3 separate regions of the Homo sapiens genome follow, and regions 1 and 3 are each linked to region 2. A link is a loop called in an ENCODE intact Hi-C map of the cell type or tissue named here. Cell type or tissue: GM12878. All regions are shown on one strand. Each heading gives the region's core, and the rest is flanking DNA. Links, peaks and the distances in the headings are about the cores only.

Region 1 (10,270 bases), core at 1,537-9,536, 250 kb before region 2:
ACATGGAGACAGCAGCTGCTGGCCTGGTGGAAGTGTCCAGCAGGACGCGGGTGTGTGGAACTGGCATTTGGGTGGCAGGGAGAGGCTGCAGGCGGGAATTTCAAGAGTTCCCCCATGTGGCACGTGTAAGCCAAAGACCAAGTGGGCTGTTGACCAAATCTGGGTGGTTCTTTGGAAACAAATTGCATATGCAAGGCTGTTCCAGGAGGTTTCATCCATATCCCATATCGCACAAGTTGCAGCTTCACTCAGTGCCTCAAGAAAGCAAGCCAGACAAAAGACAGACCTGGTGTCTCCCCAGAAACCACCCTCCTAGAATAAAGTCAAATACCTGCTTGGCAGGTATTGGGGATCTCTAGGGGCATAAATTAAATCTCACATCTTTATGAGCACAATTCCTTCTTTTAAAAATCAGAAAAGTAACAAAGTAGGTGAAGTAAATAATCCATGTAGAGTCTTATTATTGCTGTGCTTTATTGCAAAAACAGACTATTTGAGAAAGTAACCTATCTTTTATAGAGTTTGTGCCCAGATCATATTTTCACACGGAAATTTTACCTGAAAATATATCTGAAGACTTCCAGTGGTTCCAAAATCTCATTTACTTTATTTTTTGACATTGCTGAATTTCCTTCTGCATTGTGAAACTCTAGTGCTGAGCATGCTGTATGACATGAGCTTTCTCTGTCATTGTAAGTAACATGGCTTGGAAAGAGACCACAGCCGTGAACTGCCACCATCAAGCGCAAAGCCTCCCTGAAGCCACCTCAGCAGTGAAAGCACCAGGCGCCATTTACCTGGGTTGTCTGTGAAAATCACGCGTTCCTTCTTGATGCAATATTTCTAGAACAACTAAGTTTGGGCTTTTTGGTCAAAGTCGTGAAGCTCCTGCTAGCAGGGCAGACAGCGAATGGTGGCTGCCTCTGTTTTGACAAATTCATTCCCAGGCTCTGATTCCTGTCACATTTCCTAGTGACATTCTTGGTCTCTTTCGGTTTTTTTTTTTTTGGACTTTAACAGCATCGCCGTACCTACTATCTGTGCTGAGAGAACTGTTCCGCAGCAAGGCTGGGCCATAGCAGTTGTGAAATGAAGTGTCCTGATCACCCAATGGCACGGGTGATCAAAGCCACAGCAGACCACAGGCAAGGGCTTAGGGCTGCAGGTGGATGATCTCCTGCGCACGTGGGAGAGTGATCCTAGGACGTGCAGATGCATTCTGTCAGGAAACAGGCAAAAGGCAGGAGACATGGAGAGTGGGTGCCCATCGGTGCATCTGATCTCCCTGGCACCCCTCCACTCCCCTCTGCTTCCTTCCTGCTCAGGGGCTTCATCCTTCCTAGGAGTGAGGAAGGCCAGGCCTCATGACAGAGCTGCCTGCCCTGGGGGCGTCCCTTCTATCGTGTGCAGCATCAGGAGTCTGTTGGATCCCCAGTGCCTCATCCTGAAATCAGGGAGGCGTGGCAGGGTGGAGGCAGCCGTGGGCATCTAGGGACACACAGCACGGGAGGCCACAGAGCTGAGTGAGCAGAGTCCCACCTGCCGGAACAAGAGGGCGAAAGTGAGAATTAAGCCACCGAGAATGGGTGGGCTGAGATAGCGATGGGGCCCTGGATTCTCTTCCTGTTCAGTATGTGTTCCAAGAAGAAGGAAAAACATGGAACGCTGAGGAAGACCAACTGTGCAGGGAAAAGAGCTGGCCGGATTGTGATCTAAGAGGTCAAGTTGGGTAGGAGAACACCATTGTTTCTTGCAGGTCACTCACTGAGCGTAGGAGCAGACAGAGCTGACTTCAACTTAGGGGCGACTTCAGTAAGAAAGTGGGGGGTCTCTGGGGCTAGTCAGGGAAATGTGTGCCTTAATGGAGCCAAGTCCAAGGAGTAAAATGTTGAAGCAAATGAAGAGGTGCTGATGTCTGTATCCTCCGGTGAGTCTGTCCATCATAAAAAGGGCAGAGGCTGTGCTCATTAAGACTTTCCAGAATCCTCTGTGAAGACAGCTGGAATGATCTCACAAGGAGAAAACACAGACCGGGGGTCTCCTTTGTGCTGAGTAAGTGTTTCGGCCTTGAGAGTGGAGTGCAGCATCCTGGGTGCGGCCCAAGAAAAGCAGCTTCCTTTTGCATTCTGGTCCTGGCCAAAATGACAAACACAGACTGCCCCCATCATCTCGGGACAGAGACTCACCAGGGAGGTCACCCACCCTGTTCACCACGTCAGGCAGGTAGCGTGTGCCGAGGCCCCCACATGTGCTGCAAAGACCAGAATGTACGTAGTAAAGGTAGACTCAGGGCCCTGATCATCTCGGGGCTTACATAAACCATGTGGCAAATGACAGGATGGCTGGCCAGGAGCTCCCTGTTGAGATGACATTGAGAGAGACACAGGTAATTGGTGGCCAAGGAGCATCCAGTGCCAGGGGGCACAGCCAGGCGGGTCACTTTTTTCGTTTGTGTTTGTTTGTTTGTTTGAGTGAATGGTCAGTATCTTGTTTGCCTTCTCTTACATCTGTGACCCTTCCGCACGTTTCTGAGAGCTGGCCTGGCCTTGGGGTTCAGAGTGTGGCCTCCAAAGCCAGGAATTCCTGCACTGGGATCCTGGCCCTTGGCCACTTCCTAGCTGAGTGACTCCAAGCACCTTATTGATCTGTGTGTCTCCATTTTCTCGTCTGTAAAATAGACCTGATGACAGCAGACCCCACCTGCTGGAGTGTCTCAGTATGGTTCAGTGAGAGTGTTTGCCCCATCTTGAGAACAGGGCCTGGCTCAGACAGCCCTCGACACAGTCGACACAGCCACCACGATGTCACTAATGAGCGTATCTGTCACTTACCTGTCTTAAAGTGCACATTAATGAAACCCACTGGGATCCGGCTGCCTATGCAAAAGTATAAGTATTAGTGGGATCTCCAAAAAATAACCTTGAGAGGATTATCTCATATCATTACATTTTTAGCAAAAAGTTCCTTTTTCTGCGCTTGCTTCCTCCAAGAAAGTACCATCTGTTTCAAAACAGTTCAGTAATTGCTAGTACTTTCTTTAAAATGTAGAGGCAAGTGCTGCTTCTGTTTTGTAAGCGCCCATGAACTGTGCCTTTGGTGCTGCCAGAGCTGGAGGATTTTGTATAGTATTAAGTAGAGTGGCTTCGCTTTAATTCCTTATGAGTATCACCAAAGTATACACGAAACCGATGCTGGCTTTGTCATCCTGAGAGGTTTCACAGTTTTAAGAAAGAGTTTCTGAGTGCCGGCATTTCCTAATACCCTGCTTGACGTCTGTGGGGTGGCAAGCATTTCATAAACCTCTGGGGGTTACAGGTTGCTCTCTTTGGACTTGTTCATGGCTAAGCTACACTTTTTTAAAGAACCAGATTTTTCTTAATGTGTAAAGAGTGCTAAAAAATAAGGTCAATAGGAGTTTTTAAGGTTTTGATAGTATTATAAACCAAGTAACCATCACACATCTCAGATGACTGTTTTTCAAGAGTTGGCCCGGAGCGTGCTTCTCGGGCCATTTCACCTGTGCACGCTTCGTTGTGGCTGCACCTGCCCTAATTCCCCGTTTCTAGATTTCCTGCTTCTCCTCTTGACTGTCCCCAGCCAAACACACCCATCCTCCCAGGACCCCACAGCCTGCTCCTAAGACAGCGTCTCTCTCTGCAGGCCTGGCCCCGGGTCACTTGGCATGGTGGCCCACCACCTCCATCCCATCTCGCCTTGCACGCCAGGTGCTCATTATCCCCATGCAGGAGGTGAGGGCGGGTAGTGACATGGGTGCAGCGGCTAGGTGCAGGGAGGGTGACCTGCTCACGGGCCTATGGCTAGAGAGCAGAGAGGGGGCACGCTCCCCTCCCCGCACACCTCTCCCTGCAGAACCACATCATTTAGGTTCCCTGGTGTGAGCTCCCACCACTATACCCAGCAGCCTCCTGCCTGGATTTCTGTGCACACCTCAAAGCCAGCCAACCCAAACAGAACTCAGTATCTTATCCTAGAAACCTGTTCCTCCTGGGTCAGAAGCCTGGAGTGGCTCGGGCCTCCCACTGATCCTTCCCCCAGCCTTGCCCACATGACCTTAGTTGGACTCACTGAGTGGCCTCTGCCAGGCCCTCGCCATCTTCTCTGGACCATGACAATAACCTAACTGGACAACACCCCAAAACTGACCGCCATACCACCTCCCAAATGACCATCCACAAGGAAAACATGGCCCAATGTGCGCCCACCTGCAGAATGGGTGCAAGTGCTGAGGTACAGGTGAAAGGCCTCTCTGTCAGCTTTATGCCTGCCGTGGGCAGAGTTATGTCCTCCCCAAAATAGTTGAAGTCCTACCCCCTGTGGCTGTGAATGTGACCTTATTTGAAAATAGGGCCTTTGCAGAAGTCATTGAGTTGAGAGGAGGTCTTGCTGGGTTAGGGTGGTCCCTAATCCAATGACTGGTGTCACTGTAAGAAGAGGGAGATTTGGATACAGAGACAGATTCACAGAGAACACCGTATGGCAATGGAGGCAGAGATTAGAGCGCTGTGCCAACAGGCTGAGGCACACAAGGGTGCTGGCAGCCCCTGAGCGCTGGAACAGAGTCCTGGAGCAGACCCTCCCCTGGGCCCTCATCTCCATGTCAGACTTCTGGCCACCTGAACTGTGAGAGAGCATATTTCTGTTGTTTCAAGCCCCCAGTTGGAGTGCTGTGTTCCAGCAGGCCCAAGAAACTAAGGCACCTCCCATCCCTGCCTCGCCCACCTCCACCCCCCAGCAAGCTCTGACTCCCGGAAGCCTCAGGATGCTCACTGCCCACCCTCACGTGGCGTCTGCTCCTGCTGCCCCCTCTCCTGCTTTCTGGTTGGATCATTGCCACTTGTCTTTTGCGTTCAGCTCCTGAACCACCTTCCCCTGGAAGTTTCCTCCACTCGTCTGGGCCCCCAGCCCCTTTAGGTACCCCCTCCTGCACTCCCACAGTCCACTCTAGAGCACGGCTTCTCCACAGGGCTATTCAGCCCCCTAGGGAGTGCTTGGCAATAGGCAGAGACATTTTTGGTTGCCACCACTCGGGAGAGGGGTACTAATGGCATTCAGAGAATGGAGGCCAGGAGGCTGCTGAACAGCCTCAGTGCACACGGCTGGGAACGACCCAGGGAGGCTGCTCAACACTCTGCGGTGCACATGGTCAGGAATGACCCAGGGAAGCTGCTGAACACCCTTAGTGCACAGGAGCGCCCAAGCTGGGGATGATCCAGCTCCAGCGTCAGCAGGGCCCAAGCAGAGGCACTCTCATCTAGAGGACACCTGCTCCTGCAGAGATGCCAGATGTTTTCATCTTGTCTCCCAGCTCCAAGTGGGAAAACTGCACATCCGTGGTTGCGCACCACCCACCACGCCAGCAAGGCCTCCCTGCTGCGAGTCCAACACACTCTGATCAGACCAATGCTCTTGTCAGCACCCAAAGAAGAAAAGACATGCTTACTGTATTCTGTACACTCTCTTCCACGTCTTGATAGGCTCAAACACGCCTTTAAAAATGAGAGCCCTGGCCAGGTGCGGTGGCTCATGCCTGTAATCCCAGCACTTTGGGAGGCCGAGGCGGGTGGATCACTCAAGGTCAGGAGTTCAAGACTCACCTGGCCAACATGGTGAAACCCCGTCTCTACTGAAAATACAAAAAAAATTAACAGGGCGTGGTGGTGCAGGCCTGTAATCCCAGCTACTTGGGAGGCTGAAGCAGGAGAATCACTTGGACCTGGGAGGCGGAGGTTGCAGTGAGCCAAGATCGTGCCACTGCACTCCAGCCTGGGTGACAGAGTGAGACTCTGTCTAAAATAAGAAAAAAAAAAAAATGAGGAGCCCACAGATGTGATGCACGGCAGGTGTGTTTGGAGTGAAGGATCGTGTTCCCTGCATGTCAGCAGGGCGCAGCCAGCCTTCTTCCTGAGGACACCGCATCACCTGCTGGGACTCTGCTCGCCTCTCCTGGACACGCACAGCCCTTCCGTCCCAGTTCCAGGCCTGGAAACATTCTCGCTAGAGAGAGAAATTTTACTGTAATAAGAATGGGTTTCCCAGTGCATTTTTTCTGCAGAAACTACATATCTCTATCAAAGTGGGAGCAGGGCCATGGAGGAGAGTCGTCATTTCCACTAAAGCCACGCCAAGGGCTGGTTCCCTTGTGGCTGATCCCTGTGTGGCTGGTCCATGTAGCCATGTGGCCCCTCGTGCCCCACCACCCAATGCACTGTCCTCTATGCCCTCAGATCTGGTGGGATGTTCTAGTCATCTACTTTGTGAAGCCACTTCTCTGGTCGCCTGTATGTGTTTGGCTTGGGCGTGAGTCAACAGGTCTCTGGGGCAAACAGTGCATTCTGAAAGTGTAACCGAAAGATCAGGTTTATGGCTTCTGAGGTGACTATTTTGAGTTGGTACTTTCCAGAAACCATTCAACACATTTTTTAGCTACCAGATCTGGGAACTAAATCACAGCTAGTCATGGGGGATGCATATGAATGAGTCTGCTGTTGGTGTCTGAACGATGAAAGGAACCCCAAGCCATATTGGGCACAAACTTTGAGTGAAACCCAACAGGGAGCGCAGAAGCCTGAGTGGCCCATGTTGGCGTCGGAGGGGCAGCGAGCAGGGAGGGCTGGTCTGCATACTCCAAGTCCTGGTTTCCTGGAGGAAGTCGCCCAGCCTGTGTGGCTGCCTCCAGCCCTTTCCCTGAGGATTCTGGGCCCCTCCTCAGGCCCTGGCCCTGAGGCTGCCTGTCTTTGGTCTTGCCCCTCATGGCACCCTCAGGCCACACGCATGCTCTTCTGCGGTGCCTCTGCCTTCAGTCTCGGGAGTCCTTGATTCGAACCCAGCTCTTCTATAGCCCTTGGCAAGTCAGTTAATGGAAGCCCAGTTTCCTACTCGTTGCAAAGGTTGCCCAGGTCAACATTTAATGAGATGAGATGTGAAAACAGCCAGGCAGCAGTCGCACATCAGAGTCGAGCTGAGCACGGAGCAGTCACCGTGGCACTTGCGGACGGTGTGGGGACTCAGCAGTCTCCCGGGTTGCACTTCAGACAAAACCTCAACATGACCTCACTGGCGGCTCATCAGCTCCAACAGCATGTTCCCACCCTGTCTTTCTCCCCCTCCCCTGTTTCTGCTCTCCCAGCCCTCTCTGCTTGTTCCCTCCCTGCACTGGTTAGTGCTGGGTCGGGTTCTGACAGATTCGGAACCCACCAGGCTGAAGCTCTCCCTGTGCAAAGGGACCACCCATTAAACTGGCTCATGTGGCCTGGGGCTCCCTCCACTCAGCCAAGAGCCTTCCCTCAGGTTACTGTGGGCTCTAGTCAGCAGCCATTCCACAGCAGGGAGGCTCACATCGGTCCCTGCAGTTTGAATGTAACCACCATAGCCACCTGCATGTGCACACATGGACACACATGCTCACATGTGACACGATACATGTGTATAAGTACCCACAAACACACAAATGAACACACGTGCACACATACACAAATGCATATGTATGTACATGCATTACTCGTGCACATGCTCACATATGCACACACACACCCCCAGGCTCACAATAAGGGCTATATTCACCTTCTCTGGATCCTTCTGTTTCCTGTCTCATCCGACTAGATCCAGCTGAAGTCCCCTGCTTGTCAGTGGCTTCAGTGTCATTGATCTGATTTGGGAATGTGTTTCTTAGAAGAGTCTGATCTGTTGTAGAGTCTCATTTGTCCTTTAGAAACTTACAAGTTGATTTTTTTCTAGGATTTGCTTTGAACATTAAACCTTAAGAGAAAGGTGAAATCCCCAATGTCTTTCCAAAGCGGACCTCCTTTGAAAGATGCTTGTAAGCATTGGTTTTCCTCAAGCCAAGAGCCTAGTGAGCTTTAATTTTTGCCCCCAGATAGAAGTTTTAGGGGAAACCTAAAATGAGTCTTGCACACGTTTACAACCCATGTCAGGGAGCTTAAGGTTACGAGTGCTTTTAGACTGACAATTACTCCTTCAAAGACTTGAAAAACAAGTAGCAGCTCTGTAATTTTGGCTCAGGAAATGAGTGCAGGAAACTCAAAACTTTACGTAAGCAGTCTGAAAATTTTAACTATTTTTAGAGGGCAAAAGTCTGTAATTCATAGGCAAATGAAACACAAAAATACCAAGAAAGTATGTTTGCAAAGAAAAGGAATGAGAGAAAAAGCTAATCAAGTAAGTATAGAATTAATGTATTAATGTCAACCTGTTAAGACAGACATAATTCAAAAGGCTAAGAAATTAGCTATGTAAATGCAATATACTGAATTTGCCTGTGGACATTTTTGTGACTGAATACGTCATAAAATCTACATGAAAAGACAGAAATATGGTGTATTCTTTCAAGAGAACAGAATGAAACTATCTTTACCAAAGGAGAAGATCTTCCGTGATAGCTGAAAAAATAAGAAGCCCCATTTATTGTGTTCACCCTGTGCCTGGCATTGGGCAAAGCATCTTTTATGTTTTAACATATTAAATTCTTATAGAATCCAATGCCACATAATACTATTATAATGCTTATTTTACATATGAGAAAATCGACATTCAGAGAGGTTAAGTGATTCACCCAAGGTCACACAGCCAGGAAGTATTGGAGCTGGGATTTGAAGCCAGGTCTACTGAATTATGCAACTCCTTCCCCACCAAATACACACACAAGCACACACACACACAAGCACACACACACACAAACACACACACACACTTAAATTCCATGCCCAAGCCTCCCCCTCCCCCAAGCATAGTGAGCCATTTCACACCTTCAATTTGGGACCCCTTGTCCTCTCCCACCACAGCCTGGTAAACACCTGCCCACCTATGTCTCAAGGCTTAGCTTACGTTATTGTCAACAGAAATCTTTCTGAACACACAAATCACTGCCACCACCCCTCTTCTCTCTCCTTTCTTTCTCTCTTCCCCAGTGTAGAATCCGTCATACTGTCTGGGTTATAAGTTCCATAAGGAGCAGAATTATTTTCCTTAGAAAGCTCTGAAGTCCCGGTCACCAGCACAGTTCCTGACACAGGGAAGACCTGCAGCAATCGTCTGCTGAATGAATAAAGAATGAATTGACTCTTCCTGCCTCTGGCTCTTTTAGTTCTACACACCAGTTGTTCTCAATCAGGAGTGGTTTTGCTCCTGTGGGGACGTTTAACAATGTCTGGAAACAATTTCTGTCATTACTCATGGGGTGCCACTAGCATCTAGTGGGTAAAGGTCAAGGATGCTGCTAACTTCCTTCCATGCAGGTATAGCCCCTACAGCAAAGAATTACCTGGCCCAAGATGCCAACAATACCAAGAGTGAGAGACCCTGCCTGCTCCACACCCTCTGTCCCAACAGCTGCAACATGCCTGGTTATCCGCCCACAGTGGACTCTAAGCCCTAAAGGCAGAGACCTGGCATCACTTTGTCTTGTTTGACCCAGCACCTAACACATTGAATGAATGCATAAATGAATGAATGAGAAGCATTAGACAATTAAGGAAGATGCAGACGTGCCAGGCTGAAATTCAATTACATGGGGGCCGAACTGGGGAGTTAAGTTTGGGGCCACTTGTCATCTTATTAGCTGTGTTGAAATGTTTTCATGCTGCATCATTGCTATTGGCCCTCAAAAGGCCATAAGGGAAAAAAAGAATCAAATCAAAATACCACCTACTGGTTTTGTTTGACAGATGCAGCCCTGGAGAATTGTATTCTCATTAACACTGTTCGACTTCTGTATTACAATGAGACTTTTAAGGTGGTGATGGCAAAATCCTGTAGTTGTTCATAAATATACACTTAACCATGTGTGGCTCAGGAAAGAGAGGAAGTGTTGCTGTAAACTCTGAGTGATAACACAAAGCTGTTGTAGTGGATGAGTGAAGAGTCACATCTATGCCTTTTAACATTAAGAACAAGTAGAGATATTTTAGAAGAAATGAGAGTTATTCAAAGGAAATATCTCAGACTAGATTCTTTGATTATTAGTTAAATAGAAACAGACAAGGGAGAAAGGTAAATGTTATGAGAATAAGAAAAACGCTGTTAATTGTATGAAGTTCAAAGTCCTCAGTATTTTCAAATGCATTATCTTACTGGATGTTCGTCATGATGTGTGACATGGGTATCGTCTGCACTTGATTCCCAGAAGTTCACATTTCAAGAGACTGTATCCTGGAAGGATGAATGGCAATTCCCAAAGACCTGCAGCAAGCAGGGAACACGGGATGGAGGGGTCCCCCCTCTTCTTGGTGCAGTG
Region 2 (10,270 bases), core at 1,039-9,038:
TTTTAGTAAAGCACACTAGGAAATAATGCTTCAGAATTCTGTTTTCGAGTAGTTTCCTGACTAAAATAAAAATTCACTAAAAAAAACCTCTGCTGTCACCATTTCCTTTTTTCTTAAGATAACTAGGAAATGAATCATTAAGAGTTTGCTCCGTGGCAATGGATCGGGAAGCTGACCCTGCTCTCTGTGGGGCTGGAGCCTTGCTAATGTCCCAGGATTTCACTTCACAGAGACAAGCATCAGAGGCTTGCTTCATTTATAGATCCTACTTCTTTTCTACACCACAGCCAACTCAAAATGGTGACAGAATCTAAGACGAGGCTAGAAGTCACCACGGAGCAGTTGGAAGCTCTGCTTCCGGTTCTGGGGGCAGTGTTCCTGGCGTTGTGTCCTTTGGCCCCACCTCAGTTTGTCCGTTTAGCTCCTCAGCTGAGAATGAGATGTGTATCATATAGGAGTTTCCTGGGCCACTCACAGCCCCAAGCTGGAGAGTGCCAGCCTAATGTGTCAGGAGTAGGGGGTGAGGCCAGAGGGCTGTGTGCCAACTCCTCCCTAAGAAGCCTCCTGGGAAAGCCCTCCCAGGCACTTCCCAGGTCTCACTGGCCGCCTGAGGCTGCAGGGGAGGATGGTCAGGCCGCCTCTTGGCTGGCACTGCTTCCCGGCGTGCCGCCAGCCTTTCTCATGGGGAGGGGAATGATGGCATGCCTGGGGGGCAGCAGGGCCCCAGGGCTGCCTAGGGCTCTCACTGTGTCCTCCTGGTTCTGAGATGCCACCTTTGTGATCCACTGTAGAGGGATTTATTCTATTATGATCAATGCATAGAAATTTCTTCGATTTGGAGACTGAACACTAGTGAGCAGAACTGAAATTGAGCTTTAAAAGATATTGATGACGGGTCTGTGGATAGGAGACTTTAGTGTGGTTTTTATGCAGACGTCCTGCCAGCTGTAAATTCCCTGGAGGTTTGGTATGTGAGAACATAAGACTAAACTTATTTCTATTTTGTTGAGGAGAAATGATTAAAACTTTTCATTGATGTACTTCTGTGGCAGACTTTTTGGAGAATTGAACCAGCGGGCATATTCAGTATTTGAAGTCATAGATGAGTAAAGGAGGTATGTTGTAGTTTGCGCTGGCGGCGTGGCCTGTGGTCGGCAGGGCTTATCTGTGAAGGTATGTGCACAGCTTCCTAAGGCAGTGAAAAGTCCTGGCAGTGTTAGTATTGAATGAGATAATCCAAAAAATGTAAAAATGTTTACATTTTTAAAGGGATAGTTGGCGATTTAAATGGTTTCTGCTAACAAATCAAATTATTCATTGCAGAGGTAAAATATTTTCAGAATGTTAATTTTAGATGTCGTAGAGAGTGTACATCAGCAATGACAAGGTCAGCAAAATATCTTAGCAAAACTTGATTGATTGATTCCATGCACAGGCAAGCGCTGTTCTGGGCACCGGAGACGGAGCAGTGCGCTGTTGCGTCCATCCACAGATGGCCTCCAGAGTCATGCGGTTGCAGGGAGGCCGAAGGGCCAGGGAGGCCGCTGGGTGGGCACGGCTGGGCGGTGCCCTCACGTGGGTTTTGTTGGGCTACTCTTACTGTGCACTTTTTCTCAGTTTGGTCAGTGTTCCGCCTTGCTGCCTGGCCCCCAACCCTCGCCCTCTGAGGGCCTCACAAAGAGCCAAGCAGAAGGCAGGCTGGGGGCTTTTCAGGCCAGCCCAGAGGATGTAATGATGATGGTTGGCACTGTCCCACGGCCGCCACCAGTCTCACACTGCCTCGTGGGCAGTCCTGGAGTCGTGCGGCACCTTGCTGGTCCCTGCTCTCCTTGAAGAAGGGCCAGTGGGGCACTTCGCCAGAGCCTTCTTGTCTGACTCCGTCATCCAAGAGGCATGGATGGCCGGGCCCCCGGCAGTTTCCATTCTATTCTGAGAAGGCAAAACAAAATTATTCCTGTCTCTTATTATCTAATATTTGTTACAGCAGTTGCTCACTTTTAGGTGCATTTTATTACAGATTTCAGACAGGTGTGGTTATTAGTGCAGCTTACTGTTTGGACACAATGCCAAGGTCAGGAGGACAGTGTTCCCCTGAGCACCACTTCTGCTAGGAGCATGGGCAGGCCATGCCTCGCCATTAATCTCTCCTGATTTAGGGGAGGAATACCAGGCCACCCCCTCTTCTCCCTGTGCAAGGGAACAGACATTTGACAAAAACGGATGCCATGTTACGCTGATTTTGTGTGTCTAAGGCAGACTGCAGCAGGTGTTATCTCCGTGCTCTTCCTTTCCTGGAGTGTTGAGCATCTCTTGATAGTAGGGGATGCCCCTGAGGGTGGTGAATGTGGCTGCACAGGTCCTGAAAGCTATTTGATGTTGCCGTTACTTCAGGTAGAACTTAAAGTTGACAGTACATTCTACTCTGCAGGTGGAAATGTGGAGTGCCATTTTGACAAATTGGAATGCCCTGTTTACAATATGCTTTAATGAGTTAAATCTGGGGGATGTGGATAGAATTTTAGTATCCTAGCTTTGGCATTCTTCCATGACTTTGGGCCAATTATTTAATAATTCCAAGCCTGCATCTTTGTTAGAATCTCTAAATTTCTCTACTCCTGTTATTATCCTCAGAACAGGACTGTGAGGTGCAGTAGGCCACATGGTGTAGTGGTTTAGGTGGACAGACTTGCCAGTGCTGTTCTCATGGATAGCCTAGGACTGTCCCTAGCTCTCTGCAGTGACAGTGATAGTGACTGGTGAAGGTGAAGGGATCCACCCAGACGTTCTTCCTGATGGAGAGAGGCTGGCCTGTGGCTCTTCCCTGGGGTGGATGTTAACCTGCTAACGTGACATATCTAGTCCTGCTTACATTACTAAGTGGTAGGAAATTTTAGGTAACACCTCAGACTTTAAAGTGGCCTACTGAGCTGGTAGAAAAGTGTGTAGTTGGTGCTCAGTAATTGTTGAAAAGATAGAAGCTTTACTTCAAAGCTCTTGTAGTTTGATCAGTTTGGAAAAAATATTTTAATGTTGGGCTCTGTTAACAGCTGGACTGGTGGCTGTCTGAATTGGGACCATGCTTGGGGTGAGGTTTTTTCTTACTTTTTTTTTTTTTTTTGGTGAGACAGAGTCTTGCTCTGTCGCCCAGGCTGGAGTACAGTGGTGCAATCTCGGCCCACTGCAGCCTCTGCCTCCTGGGTTCAAGCGATTCTCCTGCCTCAGTTTTCTGAGTAGCTGGGACTACAAGCATGTGCCACCACGCCTGGCTAATTTTTTTCTATTTTTAGCAGAGATGGGGTTTCACCATTTTAGTCAGGATGGTCTTGATCTCCTGAACTTGTGATCCATCCACCTCAGCCTCCCAAAGTGCTGGGATTACAGGCGTGAGCCACCGCATCTGGCCACATATTTTTTTAAATTAAATGTGATACATAAAATTAGGCTGCAGGCATGGCCTGATTTGCAGGTGCTTCATGAGCAAGCGTGCACAGCATTTATTTGCTGCTCCTGGAGTCTCTCGTGTGTGCTTGTAGCCTAGCCTTAAGCCCTCTGTGGACGGCTTGGAATGCGTACTCCAAATGACTCTTTTGGCGGGGTGGGAAGTGGCAATACTTTAGGTGACTGACAGTTGAAATTAACCTTACACAAGAGCCAAACTGTAGGCTGATGCAGGGCCACTCACCTTTGTACTCACCCCTGGCAGGTCCTGTAAGAGGTGCTACTTGCTTCCACTTTGCCAGCTGTTCGTTGGCCCTGTTTTGTCTTCTGCTGTTTGCCTTATTTATGAAACAGAATGGAAACAGGCGAGTTTGATTTGTTATAATTCCTAGGAGTCATAGAATGGAAGCAGGTGAGTTTGATTTGTTATAATTCCTAGGATTGGATAATTTGCCTTCCCCTCTCTCCATCTTTAATTAATCCCTTAAAGGAAAAGAGGACGACAGCACTTTTCCTGCAGTCATCTGTGTAGGCCTCAGCCTTAACTCATGACATAGGCTGGTGCCACTGGCCACAGGGCTGACCTCAGCTCTTGGAGCCCATGGGGTGACAGGAGATCAGCACCTTTGAGGTGGCGGCGTGAGGCGTCTTCCAGGCCTTGCTCATGGTGCTTGAAAACACTGCTTTAGAGCTTTGTTAAGAGAGAGAGGCCCTACTTACTCCTGTCCCACAGGCATTTGGGTGTTGACCTCCTTGTTGGCCTCTTAAGGAGAGAATACTTGAGTATTGAATTCGATCAGCTTTTCTGCCTCCAGGGACCCTGTTTCTCTCTGCTGAGACTGTGGCGGATGAAACCAGGATTTAGTGGATGGTCACCAGGTAGCTTGGGCAGACCTGGGCCGCGGGGCCCCTGAGGACTCATACGTCTTTTTCCTGTTCACATGTTCCTTCCCCACACCTTGGCCCATTCTCAGTCCCTCCCATGCTCCTTAGCGTGAGGCACTCAGGGAGGTGCCCATGGGGCCTTGGGGCCTGTGCTGGAGCTGGTTCCCAGCCTCAGAAGTGTGCCTAACTGTGCCACATTCATTGGAAAGCTGCTTTCACACTTCCTGGATGGAATTCTCTCATTTTTTCAATATAAAGTCACTGAGATGATTTTTTTGGAGAAGTCTTTAAAGGCCAGTTATACATTTATTGATACTTGGTATTGACAAAGTTCAGTTGTTTAGTGTTGCTAAGTCATACTGTGTAAGTTTGTTGAGCACAGAGTTTTCATTTTATACTTTCAGAGGAGAAATGAAACTGAATTTCGTGGCCAGAAATATGTTTGAGCGTCATCCTGATGTAAGAACAGAACAGAAAATGTGGTGACATTTCATTGTAACTCTAGTATGTTTTCTTTTTTGTCCATTAGACTACATGAGGAAATAATTGACTTTTATAACTTCATGTCCCCTTGTCCTGAAGAAGCAGCTATGAGAAGAGAGGTGGTGAAACGGATCGAAACTGTGGTGAAAGACCTTTGGCCGACGGCTGATGTGAGTATGTTCTTTGGAGTTCTGTGTCGCACGTCACGTGCGAGTAAATTTAAATACCCTGTGATGATGATGTGTCGGCTAGATCCACACAGACCTTTTCTCGTTGGCCCGAGGCAGCAGTTCTCCAAGTGTGCTTTGAGAAGGCCTCCGTTGCCTGGAATGCATGGCCCCCGGCGCACCTGCACCTGCTGTCTTAGACACCTGCGGTGGCCGCACATCTTCGTGATGCTGGCGCGCACTCAAGTGCGAAGACCATCGGCTGAGGGATTTGTTGGGTTTTTTTTTTTTTTTTTTGGAAGGGGGAGAATGGTGTGATTGTTTCTCTTAAGTTCACCTTAAAATTTAGAAATTTCACCCTGTCACCCACCCCTGCTTCCCCACCACCACACATAGTAGCATATAATGTGCTCATTTTTGTAAAACTTGGAAGTGTTCCCTCATCACACACCACTCTTGCAGTGAAGGAACAAGTGTTTTTTGACATGTGGAGTGGGGCCTTCTGGAATGCTTGGTGCAGGTGGCGTGAAGCCTGCCCCTGGCCGGCTCTATTCAGCAGCCTTCCCTACTGCTGACTGGGCTCAGTGGACCAGCAGGGCTGGCCGTGCCCCAGCTGTGAGGGGCATGTGTGCTCTTGGTGGGCAAGGGCAACCCAGTTTTCTGCGCCTCTTTTAAAATGATACAGATTTTTGGCTTTAAACTTCAGAGTCCTAGGACAAAGCCCTGCCCCAGTGCCTTAGCTGTGGGTTTAAGAAGAGGTTGAAGGGTTTGAAGCTAGCTCTGAAAAGTCCTCAGCTTTGAAGGGTTATAGGGTGAGGACAAAACTTGTTTCACCTCTTAATTTTGAGTTTTTAAACATTCCTTTTTTGGGCATGTCTTTAACTTAAAGGGAATTTTCTGGTTGATTGTTATACGGTCCCCTCCATCAGTTTCCAAGGTAGTTTTATTTTTTACCCAAGGGTATAGTGAGGGCTTTCTTTTAGTAAGAAATAATGGTAGTGTGACTGCTTGGTTTGTGGTATACATTTTAAGGCAACCACTCTTTCTTTCAGGTACAGATATTTGGCAGCTTTAGTACAGGTCTTTATCTTCCAACTAGGTGAGTACCAGACTGCATGGCATGGGCTAGTGGGGGGCTGGGATGGTGTCTATGCAATATTAAGGGCTACAAATAGATTCTTTGTAATTGAGTCTAAGGCGAGAAATGCCAGCTAAAGGAAAAGACTGTGGTTACAGAGGGAAATTGGCAGAAAGATTTAATTTAGTGTTATGATGAATTCATTGCTTTGCATTTTTCCTCTCACACTTAATTTGTTGGGGTGCAAAAATGCTTCATGCTGGAAATATGAAGAAGACAGGTGGGAGGACTGTGGGAAGTAAACGCAATAGAAGACATTCTGCTGATATTTTAGGACATGTGTTTGAAAAATTGATCTTATGTTTTGATGAAGATTCAAGCAAAATTCTCTTTAAATAGTATTTTCTAAGTATTTTTACCTGATAGGAAAATGTCAAACAAGTTTGCATTCTAAAATACAAACTAGTATTTTCTCATTAAGGATTCTTGATAGCCAAATAAATTTCCTGTGCACTGTCTCATTAAAAGCTTACCTTCTATTAACCCACTGCTAGTTAGCATTTGGAGGCCGAAGAGGCTATAATCTCAGGATTTGGGGGTTGACATTAGCAGGGCCAGTGGGTAATTGAACAGGTTTGGGTATCCAGGAATCTCTGGGTCCGCAGGAGTGATCCAGCGTAGGCAGTGCCGGAGTAGGTGCTGGGAGAGCGGGGCCTCAGCCTGGTTTGGGGGCAGGCATTTTCATTTGAATCCCCTCACATACCTAGTGCTGTTGGGAGAATGATTTAACCTTCTTGCTTTCCATCTTATGCTACAAATATGGAAGTCTTCCCTTAAGTTCAGCGAGGACTTGCTGTAGTTCATGAACTGCACTTCACCTCCTTAGGGGCCATAGGCTAGTGGGATTGTGTCTTGGCCTTTGTGGGAGACACAGGCACATGTGCCTTGGTGCTTATCCTCCCCACACGAGTGTGTAGGCTGTGGCGAGGGGAGCAGTGGCTGACGTGCGTTTTCTTCTGTCAGCGACATAGACCTGGTGGTCTTCGGGAAATGGGAGCGTCCTCCTTTACAGCTGCTGGAGCAAGCCCTGCGGAAGCACAACGTGGCTGAGCCGTGTTCCATCAAAGTCCTTGACAAGGCTACGGTGAGTGCCTGGCTTTGGCCCCTCTGACCGGGCAGGAGCCTTGTCACATCCCAGGTGGTCACAGGATACGCCTGCGTCACGAGCTTGTGGTATTTTACACAGTTATTGGCTACAGTTTTGAAGATTAATCTGCTTCTGGTATAGACATGTGTTTTATGTTTTTGTTTCATAGTCGTGATCACCAACTGAGAACATGTTTAGTGACAGTCTGAACTTTTGGGACTTGTGAGCCCATTAAACTGTTCTTGGAATGAAAATATATGATTGTGTCTACTTGTGTTAGGATGAATAGGAAAGGAGAGTCATCTGAAACCGGACACTGACATTCAGGTGCTGCCCATTATGGAGAGTGTGGCTCAATGATTAAACCATGGTTTTTATGATTACCATTTGCTATGTTATGTTAAAGAGGAACAACTTAGCTGTTCCTTTCGTGGTTCCAAAAAATATACATATATGAAAAGCCTTTTATCTTTGGGGGAAGTTTGAAGATGAGACTGTTTCTGGTGTGTACTTGCTAAGGTTTATGTCAGTTCAAGATTATAAGCCCCCCAGGGACTATGAGGTACTTGCCTGTTGTATGACAGTTCTTAGCTCACCTGTGCGACCGGCTAGCATTTCATTTTTAAATTTGTGTGTCAACTTGTGTGTGATTCACATCCTTATAGTGTTTAGCAGAATGTAAGTTAAGGCAGGAGCTTCCTCCTGCCTGTGTGGTGATAGGGGAGGGGGCATTCACATGTTTCTCATTGTCAGGTGCTTTTGATTGAGGCTGGGGGCAAGTTTTAAAACATGATATATGCACTGAAAAGTGCACATGTACCAGGTGCACCTCTTGGTGAGAGTTAACGAAGTGCACATGCTCATGTCACTGTCATGTGGACCAGAGCGAGCAGGCAGCACCAGAGGTTCCCTCCAGGCCCAGGTTCCAGAAGGGGCTGTTGGCTCTTCTCATTAGCACGAGACAAGCCCTGGCCGGCCACTTTCTCAAATGCTTACGGGCCTTATTGCACTTAGCTCTCCCAGCCACTCTCATCAGCAGATGCTGTTGCTGTTCACATTTTACAGGTGAGGAAACTGAGATGCGGAGAGGTGAGGTCATTAGCCCAAGGTGGGTCAGCGGCATAGTCCAGGCCGCTGTTGTCTGCTGCTCCTCTGTGTGTGCCAAGGGGCAGCGGGGAGGTGGGTGGGAATCCTGACCAGGCGACCACCTTTGGAGTAGAGGAACTAAGGCGCGGCTGTCCTGAGGCCACACAGTAGGTTGAGCAGTTACAGTAACTGCTTAGTCCCAGTGACCTCGTTACTGTCGCATATTGGCTACTAAGTATCTTTTCCTCTGTTACCTGAGGGCCAGTGTAGACTGTAGGGAGAGCCTGGAGCCTGCCACTGCTCATTTCTGGGGAGCACTGTGCAGCCGGCCAGTCATGGGCACAAGAGACCCAGGGCGAGGGCTGAGTTTAAGGTGAAATCTTGTCTATTTGGAACAACAACCCAAAACTGTGTTACAGTGTTAACTCCTCACCTCCAGGATTTGGGGTTCCTGCCGTGAGTGAGTGTGTGCAAGAGTAGGGCAGGAGAGTGCCAGGAGTGATTGTGGGAAGGAGTCTATGAGATGGAAAGGAAGCTGCTTCCTAAACTGTGGGTGTCAGGGAGGCATAGCCATTGAGTGTTGGCTTCTTCCAAAGCAGTTTCTGATGAGTTCTTTGGGAAAGTATTTCTTTCTCTGCCTTCTTAAGAACATACTGGCCTCAGGGCTTACCCTGCCTGGTGGTCGCAGTGGTGTCCAGGTGACTCTGGCCCCACTGGCATGTCCTCACACGCTGAGTCCTTGGTTGGTTGCCCTCAAGTGTAGACATTAAAGCCCAGAATAGGTGTGTACTGAATGCACTGTCCCTACGTTGCCTATCACTGGCATTTGAACTTTTCGTTAGACACTGATTGTTTTGGTTAAAGGAATTCCTTTTTTTAATCCTTCAAGGCTGAAGGAAACAAAACATTGCCTTTTCTTCTGGAAGAATTCAGTTTTACTGGTGGGGTGGAGGGTGGGGCATGAGTGTGGTCTGGACAGTTGCTCAGGCAGATTTTGAATGCCATTCGGTGACAGTTCTTGTTGGTGAGAATATTTCTAAAATAGCCTTTTATTTGCTGAATTTTTTAGGGGAAAAATTTTTTTAGTAAAGTTGTCTTAAAGAGTGAAAACCCAAAGTAGAGAAACAATATCAGTATAACATACAATTTAAAAAATGGCTTCGAAGTTACATTAAATGATTTCAAAAATTCTGCCAAATAAAAGTCTGGGGCCAAGCACCTCTCTCCATCCCAGCACATAGGGTGGGCGTGGCAGAGACTAACTCCTGTTCCCTGTTGGCTCCCTCCCCTCACGTCTCTTTGATGCTTGGTCACCTCTGGTGCTGATCCAGGGCTACAGGGGCTGGGCAGAATGTGGGTCCTGCTGTGAGGGGCTGGGGCCTGGGAGTCGTCCTGGGTTCAGGGACTACTGATGCTGACAGTGTTCTCTGACCCCCTTTCATTACTAAGAAAAAACACCAAACCTCTGTACAGCTTTGGCAGCATTTTGATGCCTGGCTGTGGAGAGTCCTGCATGTTAAAGCAGTTTTTAAAATGAAATCTTTACAGGTACCAATAATAAAGCTCACAGATCAGGAGACTGAAGTGAAAGTTGACATCAGCTTTAACATGGAGACGGGCGTCCGGGCAGCGGAGTTCATCAAGAATTACATGAAGGTACTGTGCTTGGTGACCCAGCGCGGCGAGAGTGCAGGACTGGAGTGCTTGTGCTTGGTGGCATCCTACGATGTTTACAGCTGTCAGCTGCACACACAAGTCTTTCGTAACACAGACTACACTTACATTATTTCTCCTACAATATTATTTCTAGAGATACTTTGAAATTACATAGCTGTTTTTAAAATTTGCTTTTCCTGAGTAACCATTTTATAAAGTTGACAATTATTTTAGAGAGCTTTGTTAAAATGTTCTTTCTAGTTATTACAGACTTTGCTTCTAGCTCAGTGTGCCTCATTCGCAGGTTTTACCCAGGTGGAAGTTGATAAA
Region 3 (10,270 bases), core at 1,435-9,434, 240 kb before region 2:
GACCTCGAGGATGGGTCTCTTCTTCCATGAAAATGTCCACCGTCACCTCACAAAATGGTGCTGAAGTGACATGAATTCCAATAAATTCACTAATGGCTCTGGAACTTGAATTTTAAAAAATAGAGTTTTAAATATTAGTAGAAATATACAAATATACACATCTCTCTATAAATATATTTATCTTCCCTGTTATCACAGAGGAATTTGAAGTGATAATTAAAGGCATTCTTTTGAGGGAGGGAAAGGAAGTTCGAACAGTATATTGCCTCAGGGAGAGAATGCTTGGCTGTGAATTGATGCCCTTTTGGTAAGGCCGTCCCCTCCTGCGTGTCTCAGGAACTGGGGCAGAGATTTCTCTGCAGCACTGTGGAATGAGCAAGTTCAGATTCAGCCAGTGCTGTGTGGGGGTTTGTAAAGACAGCACCCCCCTCCCCTAAAAGGCTGCCAGCCCCAGGCTGCCCTATCTGTTTGGTGCCAGAGCTGAATTGTTCTGCATCTGGGCAGTGAGGCTGCCCCCACCCTGCTGGTGGCCAGTGCATTGCATTGATTCAGACATCAGAAATCCCCACGACTCTGTGTGTTTTTAATAAAGATGGTAGGAAACAGAATTCCCAGTGACGTTCTAACCTGGTTTTTCTTCTCATCTCACGCAGGGACGGATCTGTAGAAAAGCTGGCAAATCAAAAAAGTCCTTCAGTCGCAAGGAAGCTGAAGCTACCTTTAAGAGTTTGGTGAAGACGCATGAAAAATATGGTTGGGTCACCCCGCCCGTGTCCGACGGCTGATGTCTGCCACGTGCAGTAGACGCTCGAGCGCCTGTCCACACACACACCAGTACCCTGACATCTCCTCAATGCTGTGCATCCTCCACCCGTTTTTACTCCAGCCAGAACTGCATCCTGAATGCCCAGGAGACGTTTAAGTTATTTATGAAAAGATGTGTGTACAGAGAGGAAGAGGGAGCAAATGCCGTTCGGATTATGTTTCGATTATAAATGAATGATCACCTCGAAGTCACTTTAGAACACATGTTGAGATGGTGACATTTCCCAGCCTGCCTGCCCCTCTGCCCACCCCGGTCACATTGCCCTGAGCTTCTTTCCATGACAGCAGCTCCGACGAGCCGGCAGGAAACTCAATGCCCCTGCTGGCTCCATTTCCATGTAAATGGCGCCGTTCATATTTCACAGGGACGCCGTGCATCTCCGCCGTGCGTCCCCGGCACGTGTTTGCTGTGCTCTGTATCTCTGTTTTTCTTCCTGGAAGGTCAACATAACTTGAAAATGTGTCTTTCTGTGGCCCATGGTCCGCTGTGATGACATTTAGACCTCATTTGTGCTATGACCTTTGGCTCATGAAAACACAAATTTAACATTGCCAGGTTCTAGTGATTTAAAACCACAACTGCCCACTTGGTGAAAACGTGCTCTCGATGCTGATTTGTGGTGTGCTGCTGTCCACAGATAAACCAGTGCCATTAGATGGAAGGCAGAGGATACTGCGACCACCCCTGGCAGACGGTGGCGTAGACACCAGGTGCGCCCTCTGGGGCTCAGAGCAACGGATGGTCAGCTGCGAACAGTCTCGTCCGATGTTAGGAAATGGTCCTACGGCCGCGCCTTTGTGTTCCTGTCTTCTCTCCACCACCAAAAGCAAAAGATGATTTCCCATTCACTGCAGTCATCTGACTCATTTTAATATCTGTGCTAGTGACAATGAATGTCAGAACTGCCAAAGGATACCAAGTGATCATACGATGATTTGCATGATCGGGTCTATTTCACCCAATAGTCACTTGTGTGTCCCCCGAAATTGGGATGGGTGAGCACCCTTGCTGTGGTGTAAACTTCCTGTTATTTAATCTCCCCCACGGTTTCATTTTTCTCTTCTGTTAATACTTAGAACTTTCTAAGAAACTCCATGAAATGAGGAAATACTGTTTCTAATAATATGAGGAAAGAAGTAAAAATGTTCATTCCAAGTGGCAAGTCTTATTGGACACATTTTAAATAAAATCATGCATACCTGATACACTGCCTCAAGGATCCAGTCATTGTGGGCTATCCTTCCATTTAAAATATTTCAGATATTCTTAAATTTTTTAAATATTGCAAATACTACAACATGTAATTCCAGAGCAGCGTTCTAAGTCAGGTACCAGAAATGAGTCTTAGGAACCCATAGTCTTTGCAAAAATTCAGTAGATTGAAATAGTCCCCAGAAGCAGCCAAGGAGCTGAAGGGATGATTCGATCAAGTTCAGATGTTGCCAATTGTATCTTACTGCTGTGAAGGAGGAAAAGTCTTCCGGGATAATGTATTCAATTCTTCAGGCAGTTTTGTCTACTTGGGGACCTGCCCATTGGTTCAAGGTTTTCAGAGATCCAAGAGGCCTTGCCTCAAAGAACAAGGATTGGCGCCTTTCAGCAGGGCTGCCCATTCACCAAACTTATTGTTACTTTTGTTTTTCTTTACCACTTTCTTATTTGCCCCCAAGTGCACACAGGCAGCTCTGCCAGACCAAAATGACAGTGTATTAAGAATGCAGGGCCTGCTCAGCTTCCCTGTGAGTCATAATAGTCGTGAAACTTGATGACAGTGAACTTACGATGTTCATTCATCCAACCCTCTATGGTGGCATTCTCCATCCTGGAAACCTGACATTTGGCTGACGGTCTTTGGACCCTGGAGCTAGTGGTCATCATGGAATTACACTGTGGAGATGAAAGACCTAGGACAGAAACATCTTGCTAGGGAAAGCACCTGAGTTTATTCCTTTCTAAATATTTTCCTCTTCTAATGAAAACTAAAAGCAGCTTTACTTTAGGGGGAAAAATATATCCAAAGGCAGGTCATTTCAGTAGTGTTTATTAGCTGATTGAAAAACAGGTTCACGGTGCTCTCTGAGAACTGCACCAAGGGGTGCAGCCAAGAGACTGGTCTGACCCCGGGTTGGGCTGGGTGGCAGCCGGCGACAGAGCAGAGAGACACTCAGCTCAGTGTCGCTCCTTCCATACACTCAGAGTTTGATTTTTCTTGCATGGCATTTCCATTAGGTTTGTTAGAAACTTATAGAAGAAATCAATTCTTTAGTGAACGAAATACCATTTTTCACTCAATTGGTAAGAATTTTTCATTTTAAAAGCAGTAGGAAGTGATGTAAAACTCTACCATTGCTTGGACTGTTAGGAGTGCGGACTCCCTTTCTGGTAGACTCCCTTCGTAGGCAAGCACGGTGGTGCCCAGCCATGGAGGCACCCTTAGGACACTGAGCACAGGCCTGGCTGCCTGTGCCTTGGCCACAGCCTCCTTCCACCCCACTGAAGTGGACACCTGCCTCTGGAGCCCAGGGTGAGAAGGAGAGGCCTGAAGCCTGGGGCCACGTTCCCACACAAGCCAAGGAACCTATTCCTCTTTGGACAGACAGCGAGGGAATAATCAGACAGTGGGTGCAAATGTTCATGTCCCGATAGCTCCACACACCCATGTATCTGTGGGAACTCAAACCAAGCCAGAGCCCACAGAGCCAAACAAACAGAAAATCACAAACCCATCTGTCCTCTTCTCAATGCAGAACTCCTTCCCGTCCAATAATTTTCCTGAACCAATCACCCTTGTTATTGGGTATCTTCTCCACTGCTGGGTAAGGCCTGCACATGGTCTGTCTGTAACTTTCTAGAAGACTGAGAACTGCTTATGCCTTAGGGAGTTCTATGTGAGCAGCAAGGTTATTCCCCCTAGTTACACACACACGCACATGTGCCAATACTCCTGCAAAGACTTGCTGTTTCTAAAATCCACTACTCAGAAAAACCAGGGTGTCGGCTTAAAGTTTTCAGCTCCATCTATCAAAATTTGACCTTTTTTTAAGAGAAAAATATGTAGATGAGTGAAAAAGACCTAGGATTGAAAGACAAAAAGCCATGTGTCCATGTAACCCTGGCCAGTCACTCCACCTGCCTGAGCCTTGGTTTCCTCAGCTGTGAGCTCCTACCAGGTCAGTGTGGGAATTGGCCAAAATGACGCAGCAGAAGTGCTTTGGAGACTAAAGATTGTCAACGAAATGTAAGTGTCATTTTCGTAGTATTAGGACGTTTACATTACAGCAGGCTTTAATTAGAACCCACTTAGATATCGACTCAGAATGATCAATTACAGTGGTTAAAATACACATACCTGGTAATCATATACTTGCTTTCTGTCCCCAGTTCTTACATTAAGTCAACCAACTGACCCAAAAATCAACCAATAACTAACTGGCCATCTCTCCACTCACTCAGCATTCTCCTCTTAAATGCAGGGCATGCAGAAGATTAAGGTACAGCCCCTTCCCTGGATAGGAACTCAAAAGATAGGAATAGCGCACAGGCACCAGCACCAAGCAAGGCAAGTGCCAAATTGCACTGCAGAAATTAAAGACATGTGCAAGTCCAGAGATTTTCTGACTGAAAACCAGAAAGATTTCATGGAGTAAATCAGGTTTGAGCCATGGCTGGGCAAAGGGAAGGAGAAGGGCAGGTGTAGCAGGTGTAGAAATGGGAGGGGCTGAGGGCACCTTGAAAGGGAGCGTGGACTCTGTCCTCACTGGCCCTGAACGGGAGAACTGGAGTCCCCTTGCCACCTCTCACCTGCAGAGTCCCTATTCATGGAGCTGATTTCAGGAAGCAGGACACGGTCCCACCTGACAGCCTAGCCTGGCGTGTGGAGCTTGCCCTGTGTGTAGCAATTATATTTCAGTGTACCCATCCAATAGCATGCGAAATTTTAATGGAATTTGCTTTCTAAAGGGGCAGAGCTTACTTCCTGACTGTAGTGAGGGTAGAGCCACTGAATCTGGAAGACCACTTAGCCTAATTTTACACCCTCTGCAGTGAAGGAGGCGAGCCCAGAGACTTTGAGGGGCTTGTCCACAGTAGGACAGGAGCCACAAGGCCACTGCCTTACTGTGGCTTTCTGATCCTTTATGTTGCTTCATGAGACTATTAGGCAATTCATGTGGCCCTCACCAAACACACACTCTTCACCCCATCATTGAATCAGTACAGTTGCAAGTCTTCCAAGCCAGCTGAGAAACACCCACAGGATCCATTCTGTGCCCAAAGCAAATTGGAGCAAAGGGCAGAAATTCCCTCCAACTGTTTTGGGAAGCTTCTGTAAGGGGCTTGGAGCTCAGCCTATGGGACTGTAGTCAGAACTTTGTAATTTTTTTCTCCAAAGACAGTGAAATCATGTACAGCTCTGTTCTTAGTTTTCTGCTAGGTTCTACTTATCCTTCTAATTTTTGCAGCCTCTAGTTCCCATAGTATTAAATATCATTTTTAAGCCCAGGGCCTGTCTGATCCACAGAATGTGGTCAATAATCTGGAAAGGCAAACAAACTCTGTTGACATTCGGGAAAGCAATAAGTAATGTTAGTTTGGTTCCAGAAGAAACACGGGAGCAAAGTGTGCTGGCCAAACAGCAACAATCAAAGCAGAGGGGAGCAAGATTTTCTTTCAAGGTCATGATAAGGCTAGACAAATAGAGTGCAATGAGGGGGTCAGGTGCGAGGCCGTCCTCCCAGGTCAGTAAGGCCGCATGGAGGGATAAAGAGATCCCTGCACTGCCCCCAACCGCCAATTCACCCTGTGTCTCTCGCAGAATTAAAGCCAGGAGGTGGCTTTCTCTTTCCTTCTACTGGTGGTAAATTAAGTGACTGTCCTACTTTGTAGACATGCAATCGTTTTGTACCTCTAGACCTTGGGCAGTCACTGGTGATGACACTAATTGAACTAACACAGAAACTGCTGTCACCTGATGTGCTTGGTTTCATTCCTGCCTGCCTTCTCTACAACGTGACTTCATTTCATGAATGTGGTTGCCATTATGACAGTGCTAGGATGCTGATCTGTACACCATGAGTGACTGCGAACTTTCAGACTCTCACCGCAATTCATGGGGAGACTTTGGTGTATCCTGTTTCCAGAGTTGTCCTCTTCTGTGATCCTCAAAAGAAGAGAAAAAAACGCATGTGGCATAAATCAACAGGAAAGAAATGTTTACCACTGGAAGATGGTGAGTGCATGAGTCAAATAATCTAGAGGCACTGCCCTAATGAGAAAAAAAAAACAATGATTCTAGAAAATAAAACTTTAAAACCAATAAACGTCTTTACACGGAATGCTTGCTGTGTCCTCGCATGGTCTGTGTTCAGTAATTCTCAGGATTTATCTGGGTCTCCACATGTGTTCTCCCCACGGGCCATGGTGAGTGACTTTCTGTCACTTGGCACCCTCTGATCTTGTGTCCCTTGACTCATTCGTGGTTTGCCAAATGAAAACCTTGAAGTATATCATGCGTATTCTCCACAAAAATCAATGAAATGTAACTGAACCAAATCTAATTAATCTAATCAGTGTGATTTAGATTTCTCCTTCAGCTGCCATTTGCATTATAAAGATGCTTAAACATTATTGACAAAGATTTCCATTAAAGTTTCTCAATATAAGTGAAATAGTGTGCTTAGCACAAAACTGTAGCCTAAACTACTACTGAACTATAGAGCTATTTCTTTGGAGAACTTACAGAGTAACAATTCTGGAAAATGACAATTTTCAAGTGCCCTAAGCACAATTTATCGAAGAGGTACTTCAGCTCACTTTTCATACTAACATGTATGTTGGTATTCAGTTTTTGTTTTAAGCTGTTTACCCGAGGAATTTCTCAGCCCTAGTCAATATTCAAGATCATTTTCTAATCAAGAGAGTATTTTTTAAAATCTCAAAATGTGGCTATTTTAGTACTGAACAGGGCTGGGCTGTTGATCAGATCAGAAAACCACGCCTCTTATCACATGTAGATAAGGCACTCAGCCTTACACCCAGACACTTGGCTTGCACCTTCCAAACTGAAATTCTGCAGTGCATGTCTACTGCTGAGGGCTGTAGTGACAAGACAGGAAATGTGTGGGAAGCAAGAGCCCAGGGCCTGATGTGTAACTAGAACTCAGTACATTATTGTACAAATAACAGTGAGATTGATTTGACACAGTCAAGTTGACCACTTGAGTTGGCTGTTGGGATCCACTTTCAGGCTGTTCATTTCATCCAGGTGAATTTGCATCCTTTCCTTTGGGTGAAAGCATGAAAGATACACCGTCAATAGGGCATTGACTCTGAACTTGTGGGGTGATGGAGATGGAAGTGTGCCAAATCACAAACTCTCCCCAGAGTGCATCCAGCCTCAGCTGTGTCAGAGAGTTATAGGCAGTGGTCTGGGTGATCTGTGTCCAGGGACGTATTTTTCTTAAGGCCAAAGTAAAAGGCCCAGCAGGATTGAACAGAGCCCTGGCCTTTCACGTTGACAATTCAAGGTGTGTTCTGTGTCAGTAGGATAGGTGCAGGGCAGAGCTATATAAAATTCATGCTCTCCAGCTCTTCTTTGCCACTTAGGTGTTTGTCTTAAGAGAGGTCTTGATATGGTTTGGCTCTGTGTCCCCACCTAAATCTCTCTTGAATTATAATAATCCCGACATGTCAAGGGCAGGACCTGGTGGAGATAATGGAATCATGGAGGCAGTTTCCCCCATGCTGTTCTCATGATAATGAGTGAGTTCTTATGAGATCTGATGGTTTTAAAAGGGGCTTCTCCCTTCATTTGGCACTCATTCTCTCTCCTGCCACCCTATGAAGAGATGCCTTCCACCATGATTGTAAGTTTCCTGAGGCCTCCCCAGACATGTGGAACTGTGAGTCAATTAATCCTCTTTTCTTTATAAATTACCCAATCTTGGGTATTTCCTCATAGCAGCATGAGAATGGACTATTGCAGGTCTATTTCCATGCCAGAATAAATGTTATTGGAAACAAGTTATTTTTATTTAAACAAGGGGAAATGATAGAGATATTAAAGTAGACATACATACAAACCGCTTGACAAAATGAAGTTGAAATAGTTCAAGTTTCGTTTGTTCAACCTTCGAGTGTCGGGATTATGTATAACTGTACAGCAGTGAGCCAGGATACCAGCAACAAGGTCAGGATACGGTGAGTTTTGAAAGTACAATTTTTTTTAAACCCATTACAGATTATTTTTTGAGTCATTAAAGGTTTTCATATAATAATTTTGAAGGTAAAATCCAATGGAATAATTATAAGCAGCATGAATAAACTTTCCCATAGGAAAACATCCTTTTTTTCTTTTCCTACATTTGCAAAGTTTTTAATTTCTCAAAGACCTTTTAGAACTATCTTCTCATTTCATCTCTAGGCAACACTGAGAAGCAGATTTAGTAGGCAATAGTGTGCAGCTTATAGATCAGAAGCAGGCATTAAGTATAATTGATTTTTCTAATCTGATTTTACTTAAATATGGTCAATTACTTTCCTGTGTCACTACAACATTACATTAAGTCAATACTAAAACAACTTTTAAGTCTCTAACTCCAAGGATGTTTCTAGCTACAACTTTGCAGTTGTATCATTTAAACCTCTTTTAAATGCTTCCCATAATTTTGCATTAGATCGTGTTCCTCGCCTTTACCAAATGCTGTGTATATTCCCACACATGTGCTTGGTTTCATTCCTGCCTGCCTTCTCTACAATGTGACTTCATTTCATGAATGTGGTTGCCATTACGACAATGCTAGGATGCTGATCTGTATACCTTGAGTCACTGCGAACTTTCAGACTCTCACTGCAATTCATGGGGAGTTTTAAACCCCCATTAATTACATAAACTTGATTTATGTAATCTTATTCTCATTGTTTCAAGGGTTTTCTTCTCACTTTACTCTAGTTTCTACATGTTATGGTGTTGCTTTTCCATAAAACATGCCAATTTCCAAAACAGCATACAGTTCCTTATAACACTGCCTCCTTTGTTCTCCTCCTTTTCTGTGCTCCTGATTCTCCTGGGGGGCCTCCTTTCTTGCCTGCCGGGGATCTTGTGTCCCTGTCTGATGTCCTCAGAGCCCTGGACCTCATGGCATCCAAGGTTCAGACCTTCTCATATTCAAATGGGAATAGAAGCTGCTTTTGGTAAGTGATATTTTGGAGCTTGTTAAAATTTACTCTAGAAAGATAGCATCAAAAATTAAAGCAAAGCATATGACTTATAATTTTCGTGCCAATTATTTACTTAATAAATAAATGGAAAGGGCCTCAGGGATTCTTAGGATCAACTCCGTGATTTAATTTGGTTCTGTCTGCCCTAGGCTCAGTCCTCAGCTCAGAGCCTGTTCAAACACACTTCCATGCCTTCACGTAGAGGGGTTTAAAACTAGCCTAGTCCAATGACTTCTTAGAGTGAAAGGATTCTTTATGAGAAGGGAAGTATAACCCAGAGACCCCATTTTCTGAAAGATTGTTTTAAGGCACAGGAAGTTAAATTCAGAGTCTGGGGGCTTCATCGTAGTGTATTACGATGCTGGGACCAGACACGGGGGCCTTGAGACTTCAGTCATGCTGCCTGAGAAATATAAAGTGTATCTGCCCACACATGCATAGGATGAATCCAGGAGTGCGGCACTGCCTTGGAACATGGAGAAAGAAAATAGAAGAAACCAACCCTGGCAGTGTCTTGATTAGGACTTCTGACCTCAAGAACCATGAGAATAAATTTCTGGGTTTGTTTTTTTGTTTGTTTGTTTTTTGTTTTTTAATTTGAGATGGAGTCTCACTCTGTTGCCTGGCTGGAGTGCAGTGGCGCGATCTCAGCTCACTGCAGGCTCCGCCTCCCAGGTTCAAGTGATTCTTCTGCCTCAGCCTCCCAAGTAGCTGGGACTACAGGCACATGCCACCACACCCCGCTAATTTTTTTGTATTTTTAGGAAAGATGGGGTTTCACCATGTTGGCCAGGATGGTGACTCAGCCTCCCAAAGTGCTGGGATTACAGGCATGAGCCACTGTGCCCGGCCAAATTTCTGTTGTTTTAAGCCACCAGATTTGTGTTAATTTGTTAATGCAGCCCTAGGAAAAGAATATAGGTAGAGATAGATGGATATAGATGTAGATATAGAAATAGATACATACATACCTCCCAAGTTTATACTCTTATGAATGATCCCCCCAAAAGAGAAAAGAATTTCTTCAATTGGGTAAGATTTACTCACTTCAGGCTATATTAGGGCACATAATTTTGTAATCTAACAATGGAGGACACATAGTTGTTTAAAATCTGATTTTGTTAATCAGCCACCCAAATTAGAACCACTAGCAACTATATACGGGTCACAGCAATAGTGTAGGTCATTGTCAGTGGGCCAGAGGATTCCTTACAAAATACAACACAC

What was found. Hi-C counts contacts between places; a loop is a spot of excess contacts. Peaks named below come from ENCODE experiments on the same cell type or tissue, not always from the same donor. Only the 100,000 strongest peaks of a DNase experiment are listed, where the experiment ranks them.
Region 1: it touches region 2 in a loop (6-fold over the local background); 2 of 110 quality-filtered maps call a loop at or near these places.
Region 3: it touches region 2 in a loop (8-fold over the local background); 2 of 110 quality-filtered maps call a loop at or near these places.

What each region holds. Positions count from the first base shown.
Region 1 is chr5:6,477,628-6,487,897 of GRCh38, forward strand. The region is part of intron 1 of UBE2QL1 (ubiquitin conjugating enzyme E2 QL1); the gene reads left to right. Among named protein-coding and RNA genes, the nearest start is that of UBE2QL1, 34 kb to the left of the region's middle. RefSeq lists enhancers at 3,053-3,102, 6,257-6,576, 6,597-6,686. In GM12878, for the core only: a CTCF peak has its summit at 2,717; DNase peaks (open chromatin) are centred at 3,184 and 6,394; H3K4me3 peaks cover 915 bases; H3K27ac peaks cover 2,748 bases.
Region 2 is chr5:6,732,658-6,742,927 of GRCh38, forward strand. TENT4A (terminal nucleotidyltransferase 4A) reads left to right here. Exons shown (of 13, transcript NM_006999.6): 2 at 4,853-4,976; 3 at 6,026-6,072; 4 at 7,075-7,195; 5 at 9,833-9,940. Among named protein-coding and RNA genes, the nearest start is that of TENT4A, 24 kb to the left of the region's middle. RefSeq lists enhancers at 4,099-4,268, 4,449-4,588, 4,629-4,968. In GM12878, for the core only: no CTCF peak of the experiment used is centred there; DNase peaks (open chromatin) are centred at 4,434 and 4,934; H3K4me3 peaks cover 2,604 bases; H3K27ac peaks cover 4,293 bases.
Region 3 is chr5:6,490,565-6,500,834 of GRCh38, forward strand. UBE2QL1 (ubiquitin conjugating enzyme E2 QL1) reads left to right here. Exons shown (of 2, transcript NM_001145161.3): 2 at 654-6,159. The coding sequence ends at 785. Among named protein-coding and RNA genes, the nearest start is that of UBE2QL1, 47 kb to the left of the region's middle. RefSeq lists a silencer at 2,449-2,548. In GM12878, for the core only: a CTCF peak has its summit at 5,605; a DNase peak (open chromatin) is centred at 5,827; H3K27ac peaks cover 347 bases.